Linked DNA regions of Mus musculus: all the other regions are linked to region 3. The links are chromatin contacts, found by POLR2A ChIA-PET in ENCODE. All regions are on one chromosome and are shown on one strand. The core of a region is the stretch at or near the end of the contact, and the rest is flanking DNA. Distances in the headings are between cores, read along the strand shown.

Region 1 (3,957 bases), core at 933-3,432, 250 kb before region 3:
TGTGTGTGCGTATGCTTAAGAATGTGCGCGTGCACACACACACACACACATCTACACACACCACACACACACATTGGCACACAGACACAGACACACATATACAAGAACACACTTGTGTGTTTTCTAAGTTAAAAATCAACAGATCTGTACAGGCTACCCTCTTTGCTCTTCTTCCTCTCAGATTCCCTGGATGCAGGGATAGTGGCCAAAGCATTCTTCTCCATGGAGAGTGACAAGAAGTTATGGGAAGGTCCCCTCCCTTCCTCCATTTCTCATTTGTATTCACAAGACGGGACCAGATAGACTTCAGCCTAGACAAAGTACGACAGTTAGCGAGCAGGCATCTGTCACAGGGCCGGGCGCTTTGTACCAGGATGGTGCTGAACTTTTGGTGTATGGTGCATGGTGCTGAACATGATCGAGGGTTTCGACCATGACCGTGGTCAGGGTCATGCAGTGCCTTGGGGGCCCTGGCAGCCTGGATGCCCTGCACTTCTGATGAGTCCCTGTAGGCTCAGAACCCTCTCAGGTGACCTGCAGGTTTGTGTGCCAGTTTTTAGAGCCAGGTGAGAGAAGAGAGACACCCCACTCCGTCCACCCTTACCCTCCCCTTCCCCCTTGCCAAGGCTGAGAGGCCCCCATAGCCACACTGCAGCATTTTTCCTGTAGTTGTGGGAACCCCAACTGCCTTGCATTCCCTGGTTAGTGCCTTCCCACACTGCAGGTCGCTCTTCTGTTCCATTGGAAGTCTGTAAATGTAGGCCAAGTGCGATAAGGAGGGGTGGGGGCGTGGCAGGGGCCTGGCCTTTGTTTTCTCCTGCCTCGCTGACTTGTTTAACTCTCCCTGGGTCTATTTCCTTTTCCTTAGGTAAAATAGGAATGGTAATCACAGCTGCCTCCAAAGTGGGTGGCTTAGAGGATTACAGTAGCTACAGCAGGAGACAGCGCTTACCTCGGAGACTCAGCACAATTCGTCCTCACTAGAGAAAACAAAATGAAGACAGATAGCAGCTCCCATTGTGCACACTGGACCCCTGAACAAAACCTCTTCTGACATTAGAGAAATCTGCCACCCTGGCATCTTGGATGGTGTCCCAGGCAGGGATGGGCACTTACTGTCCCATGCCAGCCCTAGGCAGAGACAGCCGGGGCCCCAGAGGACCCAGGCCACTCCCCATCGGAAGGCTGCAGGCCTGGCTCGGGGAGCTGATTCACATTTTGTCCTGGGAACACTGCACTTGGAAAAACATTATTGATTCTGCGGCTCAGGCTAAGGAGGAAGAAGGACTGAATTCCATTACCTAAAGCATTTATGTGGCCTATGTCTGCTCTATTTAAAGAGGCACTCGGCAATCGTTTTCATTACTGTCTCTTCTGAAAACAGTCACATCTCGGTTTTACAAAGGCAGAAGGAGCTGGCTCAAGAACACGTGGCCAAATAGCAAAAGTTAGAAATCACAGCCCTTAAGTTCCATGCAGATCGTCTCACCAGCCTGCTCTCCCCGAGGGCCTGCAAGGGCCTCTCCTGCTTACAGATAAGTCACCGAACAGTCACCAGGGAAGTGCAGACCCTTATGCTAGGCAACATGACCTTGTTTCCTCCAGCTTAGGACCACGGGTGGACTGAAACTGTTCAACCGAATCTTGAAAGATCCTGGTGCCAGCCAGTCCTCAAGGAGGCTGTTTAGACTTTTTCCAGGATCTGTGTCACAATGCAGAGCTCTGGACAGGGGACTTGGGGTGTGTAGGGAAACAGCGAACTGGCCTTGTGTATCCTCCGTATTCAAACTGTGGCAGAGTATATGACCCCATGGATTTGAGGGAGGAGGAGGAGGTCGGGACTTAAACTGGAAACAAAGCCCTGGTCTAGGCAGTCACTGTGCCTCATCTACGCGTGACACAGTTGTTCCGGACCTTTCCGCACAGTAGCTCTTGGCAAAGACTCCAGGAGGAGTGGTTCTGAGCATTGTTCCATCTTCATAGGACCTAGGACGTAGGTACAGATAGCCCAGCTCCAAAGTCTAAGACAGAAGCTTCACCAGGCTTCCCCTGGGCTCCCTCTTGGGACAGTGTGGAATGTGTTGAGTTTTTCCAGATGATCCCAGGCCCAGGCTCTTCACGGAGGAGGCCTGGCCAGCTTCCAGATAATTATAGCTCAGTGCCCGAGCCAGGGCCCTGCTGCCCAAGACCTGGGGACCAAGGCCTTTGATCACAGCAGCGTGACAATCTGTCCTGTTACCGAGAGAAGCATTCTTGTCACGTGACCCTCCGAGATGGGCCAGTTTGTAGAGAGCAGTGTTTAGTGACTGGCTCTCGCACTGCACAGAGAACATGGTGAACCGGGTAGGCTTGATTGCAGAGGGAAACTAAGAAGACAGGTTGTGGCCTCTCAGTTGGTGAAACAGACACCTGAAATAACCCCAGCCCTCAGGCCTGACCCCATAGCTTCCTTGTCCCAGGAAGGAGCTTTATCCGATTCTTGAGAGCACAGCTCAGTTCTCTTCATTATGGCCCCTCTGTGTCCTGAAGCTAGGCCTTTTCTCTCTCCTTTTGAGATATACCCAAGGAGGGGGGTCAGTTATCTGGAATAACTCAAATGTCCCAGTCTGAAGACCACCTGTGGGTCTGGCTCTCCTGGGGTGTTCAGGAAAGGAAGCTAGCTGATCTGGTGCCTTCTGGGATTTGCATGCAGGCATCTGTTACATGTTCTTTAGCTGCTGGGCAAAAACCTCTGTGTAGACACAACCATCTACTAAGTCAGCTTTCAGGACAGGCCTCAGCAAGCCAGCAGCTTGGTGGGAGGCGCCCTGAGTCAGCTCGGAAAGTAAAGCTGACACGCCACCTGACCTCAGAGGTGAGTGTGTCATGCTTTCTGTTCTTCTTATGGCCTTCTCCTGCCTACCGGGGGACTCAGATGAGAGGCTAGGAACCCCTAGAATAGAGCTGGTGGCCACTTAGACACCTTAATATTACACCCGGTGGCTTCCAAGCCCAAATGCTTGACTCTGCCGTTGGGACTCTGCCAGATCTTTTGTAACATTTGAACACAGTCATCGAAAGCACCAGATGACAGAATTTCCCTCAGAGATTGGGAAATTATGATCGGGATGATGGCATATTTCTGGAACCCAGGATGGATGGCTTCCCAGAGGCCAAGAGAAAGAAGGAGGTCAAACTCCCAGATTCCCATCCCTGCTCTCTGGAAGCAGCTCAACCCTTTGTTGTTTTATATACTGAGGCCGGGGATAGAGTTCATTTAAAGGAGAACTCCGCTGCCTCTTATCCTCCCCGCTTCCTGTTATACAGCTTTTTAAAAGAGGAAACACCAAGCCAGGCAGTGGTGGCCTTTAATCCCAGCACCCAGGAGGCAGAGGCAGGCGGATCTCTTGAGTTCAAGGACAGCCTGGTCTACAGAGCAAGTTGCCGGACAGCCAGGGCTACACAGAGAAACCCTGTCTCGAAAAAAAAGGAGGAAAAGGAGGAGGAAGAGGAGGAGGAAGAGAAGGAGGAGAGGAGGAAGAGGAGGGGGAGGAGGAAGAGGAGGAGGAGGAACAGCAAGAGGAAGTAGTGTATTGTTGTGTTGTTTGGTCCTGGGGATGGGACCCAGGGTGTCAGACATGCCAGGCAAGTGCTGTATCACTGAGCTACATTCCCCAACACTAAGAAGTCAAGCATGAGGAAACACTCTGGAAGTCCTTCAGATCTCAGTTGGGCCTCTCTGAATGAGTCTGCACCCGGCAGCTCAGTCTGACTGACCCTGAAAGAAGATTCGTGCTCACATGATCTTCCCCGGCCCTTGTCTTTGTGACAAAGAGAGATCACTATTTGGAATATTAATCCAAAATAATAACCACATATGGGGATCTAACATAGTTCACAGTTAAAATCACATGAAATTAAGGCATAGATTGTCTTCCAACATAGGAGTCATCTTTCTTCCACCAGCCCTGGGTCAAG
Region 2 (3,991 bases), core at 1,366-3,865, 180 kb before region 3:
TGAGATCATTTCAAAGACTTCAATGATTCAGTCACGCCAACTTTATTTTTAAGCAAAAGTTTAGGTTTATGAGGAGAGAATCAGCTGTGGGAAGTCAGTATGATGTGGGAGGAACAACAAGGTACCAAGAGATGGAAATCCTGGGTTTGAGTTTCAGTTCTACTACAAAGGCACTATGAGGCAATGGGCAAGTTACTTAACCTATCCGATTTCACATTCTTCTTCTAAATGACTGAATGACTTAAGATATCTCCCCTCTAAAATTCTTTCATTCTATATAGTAACACAGTCCATTGAAGTTTCCCACGTGACCAGAATTAGTCTTGTTTCTAGCTCAAGTTTCCATTTTGTCCTTTCAATGTTAGACCAAATATGAACAAGAAGTAACATTTTGTTAGAGCGAACAAACCGTCTTTCCACAAAATGACCTTTGGAGGTCAGGCTGGCCAATGCAAGATCTAAATCCGAAGGCAATGGTGTGACCAACTTGTGAGCTGGCAAGCTGCCATTAAAAAGAATGGAAATGGGTGTAGGCAGCCAACATTCTTGGCTGGTACATTTTTAATAAACACAGAAAACAAGAATAGCATTTTCCTCTTGGATCACTTAATTTGGTACTCATACCATGGGGACATCAGCTGTTAGCATAAAGATGATGGTGATTTCGTTAGATCAGGATGGGATTAGCTAGCAAAAATGAGAAGCAGGTTATGATGTCATTCGCAAGGAATTTTTATTGGTGTTTCTTGTCTCTGACAAGAGATAGTTTGAGTCATTACAGCAGTATCTCCACCTCTTCTGGTGGTGGTAAGGCTTTTATCTGAAACCTAAGCTCTGTTGTACTTACTATATTGGTATGAATGAACTAAGGAGAGCTGGGGTGACTTCTGGCTGAATGTGTCTTAATTCTTTCCCCAAGAAGATTCAATAGGCATTAGTGCTTTTTTTCCTCTTTCTAGACATTAGTTAACTTGTTGAATACTTGAGGTGCAAGCATTTTATACAGATGCCCTTTATACAAAGGCAGTGCACCTCAGAGCTGAGATGTTTTTCTAATCACGGCTATTGTACTAATAACACACGAGGTTGTTTGAGATGTATATTTCTGTCTCTTCTCGTAATATGGGCAACAAGGACATTTGGCTGACAGGGCTGTTTTCTCTTCAGTCCTTGGAGATCCTTGAATAAAATGCTCTGTGATGGCAAGCTGTAATTAGCTATGTGGGTGGAAATTAGTGTTCTTCAAGTACACCATGTTTAGAGCAGAGGCACCGTGCTTTTTACTACCCGAGGCCACCCTGGTCCTGTGCCACAGCTCTAGGTCACTGCTTCTTGCAGGGCTTCCTTCCAAAAAGCAAACCGCCTTTGTTGAGCTCTGAAACCAGGAGGCTTTTCATAGTTAAAACAGGTTAAACTGTTCTCCAGACAATTCAGGCATTGACCAAGGATGGATAGGATACGTTAGCTTGTCATTTGAAAGTGCCCAGAATGCCAGCTTTCATAAGTATCTTTAGAACCGCAGCTCATTTTATATGGAACATCAAACTTTTGAATGGATTCCTGCAGTATTGCTAGGTCCTCCATTTTGGATGTAATAGAAATCGGGTAGCTGCAAAAACCCTTTCTAACCTAGTCTAGGCATCTGTATACTGCGCACGAAAGCGGGCTCTCAGTTTTTAAAAAATTTTATTAGATCATTGGATTTGCTGTTTTTCATTCTACACCCCCCGCCCCAAATTCGGGCTTCTCAGAGGCCTCCTGCACCATCTGACTAAACCATTCGCTGCGTTAGTATTTTCTATCTACCTTCTCAAGGAGGTGAGCTCCAGACTAGGTGAAAGACAGAGCATTTAAAATTATCCTCAGTTTCCATCCCTCCCCGCCCCCGGCCGGGATTCCCTTTCAGCTGGTGACGACAGAAAGGGTTCCACGGGCTGCGTCTCTCGCGGCTGCACAGGGTTCCGCGTGCCTCGGGCCACCGCGTTTCCCGACACCGATGCGTTAGCTGTGTGTGTGTGTGTGTGCGCGTTTATGCGCGCGTGTGTTTGTGCAGTCATCCCAGTACTGTGCGCGCGTCGGCCGGATCCCCAGGTCCAGCACGCTCGGGGGTCCTCGGGAATCCGGGGGACGACGATGGCCACGTTTTGCGTGTTCGGAACTCTCCTACATCCCGCCTACATCCCACGGGTGGGGGTGGGTGGGAGGGAATCACATCGCGGCGGGGACGCGCAGAGGGGGATGCCGGCCCGCGCGCCCTGGTCCTCTCCGCGATCGCGCCCGGCTCGTCACGCCCCCCCCAACCCCCCCACCGCGGTTCGCTCCTCACCTCAGCCTCCGGGCTGCGGGAAGGCCGCGGCAGGAGAGCGCGGTCAAGGGCAGAGCGGGCGCCGAGCCCCCCTCCGACCGCGGGGGGCGCGGAGCCGGGTGGGCGGCAACAAAGGGCCGTGGCCGCACCGCCGCCTCGCCTCGGCCGCCGCCCCGCAGCCCCCTCGTGCGCAACGCCCCTCGCCCCGGGAGGGAGGGGGAGGGGAGCGGGCGAAGCGGGAGCGGCGGGGGCGGCGGGAGGAGGGCGGCGCCTGCGTGCTCCTCCGCCGCCCCGCCCCCGGCGCCCCGCGGCGAGCCCGGCTCTCCTCCCGCGGCTGCAGCAGCTGCCGGTTCCTCACGGCCTCGGCGGCGGCGGTGACGGCGGCGCGCTCGGAGCGGCCTCTGGAGCGGCGGGCGGGCGGACGGACGGACGGACGGACGGGCGCGCGGCCCCGGCGGCTCCCGTCTGAAGCGGCGGACGAGGCTCGGCGGGGAGGAGGCGGCGACGCAGGCGGAGGAGGCGGCGGCCGCCGGGGACCCGCTCGGCGCCTCGGCCCCGTGCCCCGTCCCCAGCCCGTGGTCGCTCGCGCTCGGCGGGCCGGCGCCTCGCCTCTGCGCGCGGAGATGGTGTAGCCCGGCCGCCGGAGCCGGAGCCGCCTCTGCTCGCGCGTCCCCGCGGCGTCCGCCTCCCCGCCTGAGAAGAGACCCTCCGCTCGGCGGCTCCCGCGCCGGGGAAGCCTCGGCGCCGCCGGCACCATGAGGTGAGGGGCGCGCGGGCCGCCAGCCATTGTGCCGCGGCGCCGCGACCGCTCTGCGCGGACCCGCCTGCCCCGGCCCGCGGCGCCGGCTCGGCTCTCCCGGCTCTTTCTCGCTCCCTTTTGTCCCTTCGGGTTTCTCCGGTCCAGCTGCCCTGCCCAGCCGCTCTGATTTGGGGGAGGGGGCTCCTCCCGGTGTCCCCCTCCGATGCTCTTCTTTTACCCAGGATTTCCCTTCCTCAATTCAATATGCCAGCTCCCTCCCTCCCTCCCCCAGCCTGGGTTAACGAAACCCAGGAGATGGGGAGGGGCTCGGTAGTCGTAGCGTGCTCGTTGCCGAGAAACAGGTATTTTCCGTACATCTGTAAAAATTCTCTGCACTTTTAGTACAAAGCTCTAGTGTTTAATTAAAAGGGGGGTGGGGAGGAAAGTTTGGAAGGTTTGAAATCTCTGCGGGGAATAAAGTGCCTCTGGTAGGGGTAAAGCGGAGGAGCGGGGAAAGGTGAACATTTCTCGATGGTGGGGGAAGGGAGAGCATTTACTAGGTTTCCTCTGGCGGGGGACAGTGTGAGGCTGGGATAAGTTGGTTGAGGTTTGTAAGCCCGGGCGGGGGAGGGTTTTGTTTGGAAAGCCCTTCTCTCCGGTTCGTAGCAGCCTGTGTTGCATTGCAGCAGAAGCGGCCGCGTTTCCCTTCCTCTGTAATCAATACAATTATTTATTTATTTTTCAGCCCCAAAGGAAAGTCTTGGATGTACCGTGGTGAAATGCTTTTTGATTGATACGGTGAAACATATGGTGTGATGTTTTTTAATTTTTGTCTCTCCAGTTGTGTAGGAGAATAAACCATGATGTGGTGTGTCACTCATTGGCGACCACCCACCCCAAGCCTTTCCTAAGGTTGTTTTGTGTCCATAACCTCCCGCTTTTGGATT
Region 3 (3,951 bases), core at 884-3,383:
AGTGTCAAAGGAAGGGCCGGCCAGTCTGTGGAGACTTCTGGAGAGCTGGTGAGGTGGGGTAGATAAAGAGCAAGCCTGGGGAGGTCCAGAGACCACCACATCTGTTCAGATTCCAGCAGGCCAGGGTTTCTGCATGGCTGTCCCGTGTCCTGCTGAAGTTGGGATATTTTTCTGCAGAGAAGTATTTCTGGACTCTGAGAGCATCCAAACATATTTTTAGGCTTACTTCTTAGCTAACAGTCAGAGAAAGGGATCTTTAGGATTGATTTACCAGGGGCTGGGGTGTGGCTGGCCAAGGGTAAAGGGTTTATGCTCCACCTCTAGCTTTTAAAGAAAAAGATGAACTTGGTAGTTTAAACAGGCTGCAGTGAGGCTACAACTCACATCTAATTGCAAATTATGCAACCATGAGATTTAGATAGAGAAAGACCCAAAATCCATTAAGAACTTACTGATATACATGTGGTTAAAAAAACAAACAAACATTTCATCTACCTGAATGTACTGATTACAAATGGCAATTTCGTGAATCTGAAATAAGAGAATGTTATAAGGAATTATTGCCAGCTGCGTTTCCCAATGAACAGCTGCATCTAATTTTCACAATTAATTAGTAGGTCCGGATCCATGTCCTTACCTCTTCTAACTTATTAATAAAATTAAAAAATTTAAAGTTAAATGTTAAGGAAAAGCAGGAATGAGTTCTGTATGTACCCATGCCTTGCACACACAAACATCTTTAGTGAATATAAGGTATGATGTTGAATTCGTATACAGGCTTATTTGTGTGTGTGTGTGTGTGTGCAAGTGTATACATGAAGGCCAAAGGTTAGTGTAAGTTGTCTTTCTCCAACTGCGCAACATCTTGCTCTTTGAGACAGGGTGTCTCACAAAATCCTAGCTGTTACCAACTGAGTCCAGGGAGATCTGTTTGTCCCCAGCTACCTCTGTCCCCTTCATTATAGTTACAGCCTTTTGAGAGCACCTTCCTCTTGTTTTAATTTTAGTGCTGAGGGTCTCAAGTGCTCACAAAGTTCTTATTCTTTCAAGGCAGGGTTCTTTATCATCTGAGCTGGCTCTCCAGCCTCACTGGCCTGGTCCTTTTGAAGAAACTATAAACCAAAGTTTACAAGGTTTCCCCGCCTCTGGTCTTTTATTTTGTAAGTGAAAATGCTTATATGTCCTGTGGAGGGAACCCAACGGAACCTTGGCTCTGGGTTTGAGGAGTGAAGGATGTCTTTGGTATTAGTAGAATTTATCTCAAACGACATCCTTCCCATGGTGTTTTCCTGTGTTATTTGCCGCAGGACTCGGAGTAGGATTCGTCTTTAAGAGCTGAAGCTTAAGGGATTTGCCAAACTTTACGTTTAGAGGTTTCTTGATGCACACATCTGTGGTTTAGATTTCCACCCAGGGCAACCCCAACGGCAATGACAAATCAAATCGTGGTGAGCACTCTTTCTTAGGAAGGGCTCCGAGGCACGCACTTACTCACTCGTTTGTAGCTGAGAAGGTGACAGCGCTGTGCACCTGAAGCCACGCTGCGGATGAAAAGACTTATTTCAGCCTTGCATCTGAACCCACAGTGCTTCCGAGGCAGGAAGACACTCAGATGTATTTAATAAGGGATGTTGGAAATACCTTTAAAAACAGCACGGCGAAGTAGGGAGCTTTAACGAACTGCTTTGAACTCTCAACCCGAGAGGAAGGAAACAACCAGTGGTGGCAAGTGTAAGGGGGGGGGGGAGTTTGGGGGCTCCGGCCTGGGCCTGCTGGGGTCGGGTCCAGGCGGGACGCGAAGCCCGCGGGCTTCGGCCGTGGCCGGACTAAGCGCGCGGCCCGCTGGCTCCCGAGGTTACACACGGACCGAGAGCCGGGTGACAGCAGCGGACGCTTTTGCCTGGCGTCGCGCGAGCTTCACCCTCCTCCCAGACCGCCGGCCTAGATCGCTCCGCAGGAGGGCGCGAGCCAAAGCGCGGCTTGGTGCCTGGGCTGCGGAGATAAACCGGGTGGGGACGCCGGACGCTCACGAGCGGGCGGGCTGGACGCGCCACTGGCCCTCGACCAATCGCCAGCGCCGGCGATGATTCAAAAGGTCGAGGGACCAATGGGGAGCTCAGGGCAGCCTCGCTAGGGGCGGGACCTCGGGGGCGCGAGAGCGCGGCCGGCTGTGTCGCGCGCGGAGTCGCCGCTGGCTGCTGGTGACTGTCCTGGAGTGGCTGGAGTTCCCGCCGGAGCGCGGCCAGGTGAGCGTCGGCGCGGGACTCCGCCGCGTGTGGAGAGCGGGTTCCCCGGGGCGGCCGGCGAGGCTGGGGCCGCGCGGGCCGGAAGTCGAGCGCGGGTTTCGGATGGCGGACAACCCCCGATCCCCGTCTCGGACGCGCGCGTTGGGTGCCCCGGCCGGGCCGGGCTGGGCTGTGCTCGCCGCGGCTTCCCGGCCCTCGGAAAGCGGGCGGCCTTCGGAGGAGGGGTTAACCGCCTCTGGCTCCTGCCAGGGCGCCGTCCCGCCTATCCGGGCCTCCTGAGTGCTTCTGCGCGGTGACAGCGGACCTCGCGCCTCCAGCAGCTTCGAGGGCCACTCAGTGCGCGCTGGGGTGCGGAGGGCCTGCTCCGGGGCACTTCGGCGATGGCGGGCTGGCCTGGCGTTGCGCCCGCCCGCCCTGTGTAGCGCACTTGGTGTGCTAGGGCCGTGGCTCAGGTGCAGGAGCAGGACTAGATCTGGGGCTACAAAGTAGCAGCTGCTCTGAGGGTTAGAAGATGGGGCTACAGAGAAGCGCGGGATGGAGGACCTAATACGGACAGAGAGGGTGATGATGAGCGTTGACTGGGGAGTTGGGGCGGGAGTGAGTAAGGACTGTTAAGATTAGCGTGCTTTTGGGTATTAAGGGAAAAGGCCACTCTGCCAGGACAGCCAGCTTTCTCCTGCACGGCTCTGAAGGGGCACAGACCCTGCGAACGCCTTCCTGTTTGCGTTTTGCCTAGCAGGCCTGTGCCGGCTCAGGTGTTAAAGGGTAGCTGTGAGCCACCATTTGAGCTTTTTCTTTCTGCCACATTAAGTGAATTTGGGAGAGGGGGGGAAACGATTAAAGATCTTAGTAACGCACCGGAGCATCGTAGAAAGAAATCGGCCACACTGATACATAGTGTTATATTGTACCATAATATGTGAGGCGTTCAGTGCCAAATGACCCTCGGGTTAGCAAGAATCTGGGTTGACAGGAAAAAAGCCTGAGGATTCTTGAATTTCTGCGGTATGTGGTTGAGGGTACAGTTTAGCGAGTGACTTTTCTTTGCAAACAACCTGTTTGTTTAGGGAAGCCTGTGTGCGTCTCTTATGCGTTACTTGGGTGCATAAGAATACACGGGAGTCTGGAGCCTCCTTGTCCTATCCAGTATAATTATCTCCTGTTGGGCAATATTTTGGGATGTGTTATGTAGTTTCCACTGACTGTGTGGATCTTGTGCAAAGTGGCATTCATATCTTGTTGGCAGCCCATTTTTTTTTTTTTTTTTTTGTCTCCTAAGACAAGGTCGTTCTCCACATGCTATATAAAATATCACCATCAGTGTCAGTTCATGGTTTGTGTTGTTGTTGTTGTTTGTTTTTTTGAGACAAGATCTCTGCACAGCCTTTATTGTCCTGGAACACAGTGCAGGCTAGGCAGACCTTCAACATACAGAGGTCTGTTTTCCTCTGCCTCCCAAAGAATGGGATTAAAGCCACCATGCCCTGCTAGTCTCAGTTCTTTTCCTCCCTTTTTTTCTGGGGATCAAATTTTATATTACACATTATAGGCATATTTTTGAAAAATTGAGGCTCAAATATCTACTGGGTGCCTTGATTATGTATTACCTACTATTTAATAAGTAATAGAATTTTTTTTTTTTTAAACTTTGACTTGTGTTCTTTGTTGGACTCATAGTTAATGTGGTGTCTTCAAGATGCAGTAG

The links. ChIA-PET counts read pairs that join two places held with the same protein, here RNA polymerase II (POLR2A).
Region 1: POLR2A ChIA-PET joins it to region 3 with 12 read pairs in Patski. The contact joins the enhancer-like site here to the promoter of Lbr in region 3. POLR2A ChIA-PET finds 5 or more read pairs at or near these places in 3 of 5 experiments (Patski and embryonic stem cell).
Region 2: POLR2A ChIA-PET joins it to region 3 with 11 read pairs in Patski. The contact joins the promoter of Enah here to the promoter of Lbr in region 3. POLR2A ChIA-PET finds 5 or more read pairs at or near these places in 4 of 5 experiments (Patski and embryonic stem cell).

What each region holds. Positions count from the first base shown.
Region 1 is chr1:182,087,287-182,091,243 of GRCm38, reverse strand. No RefSeq gene overlaps it. Among named protein-coding and RNA genes, the nearest start is that of Gm39719, 7.1 kb to the left of the region's middle. Within about 2 kb of position 2,182, at least 3 of the 3 ENCODE cell types and tissues checked have a DNase peak (open chromatin) inside an H3K27ac peak, as active enhancers do.
Region 2 is chr1:182,018,604-182,022,594 of GRCm38, reverse strand. It overlaps Enah (ENAH actin regulator), which reads left to right and starts at 2,615. Exons shown (of 15, transcript NM_010135.3): 1 at 2,615-3,065. The coding sequence starts at 3,061.
Region 3 is chr1:181,840,583-181,844,533 of GRCm38, reverse strand. It overlaps Lbr (lamin B receptor), which reads left to right and starts at 2,133. Exons shown (of 14, transcript NM_133815.2): 1 at 2,133-2,246.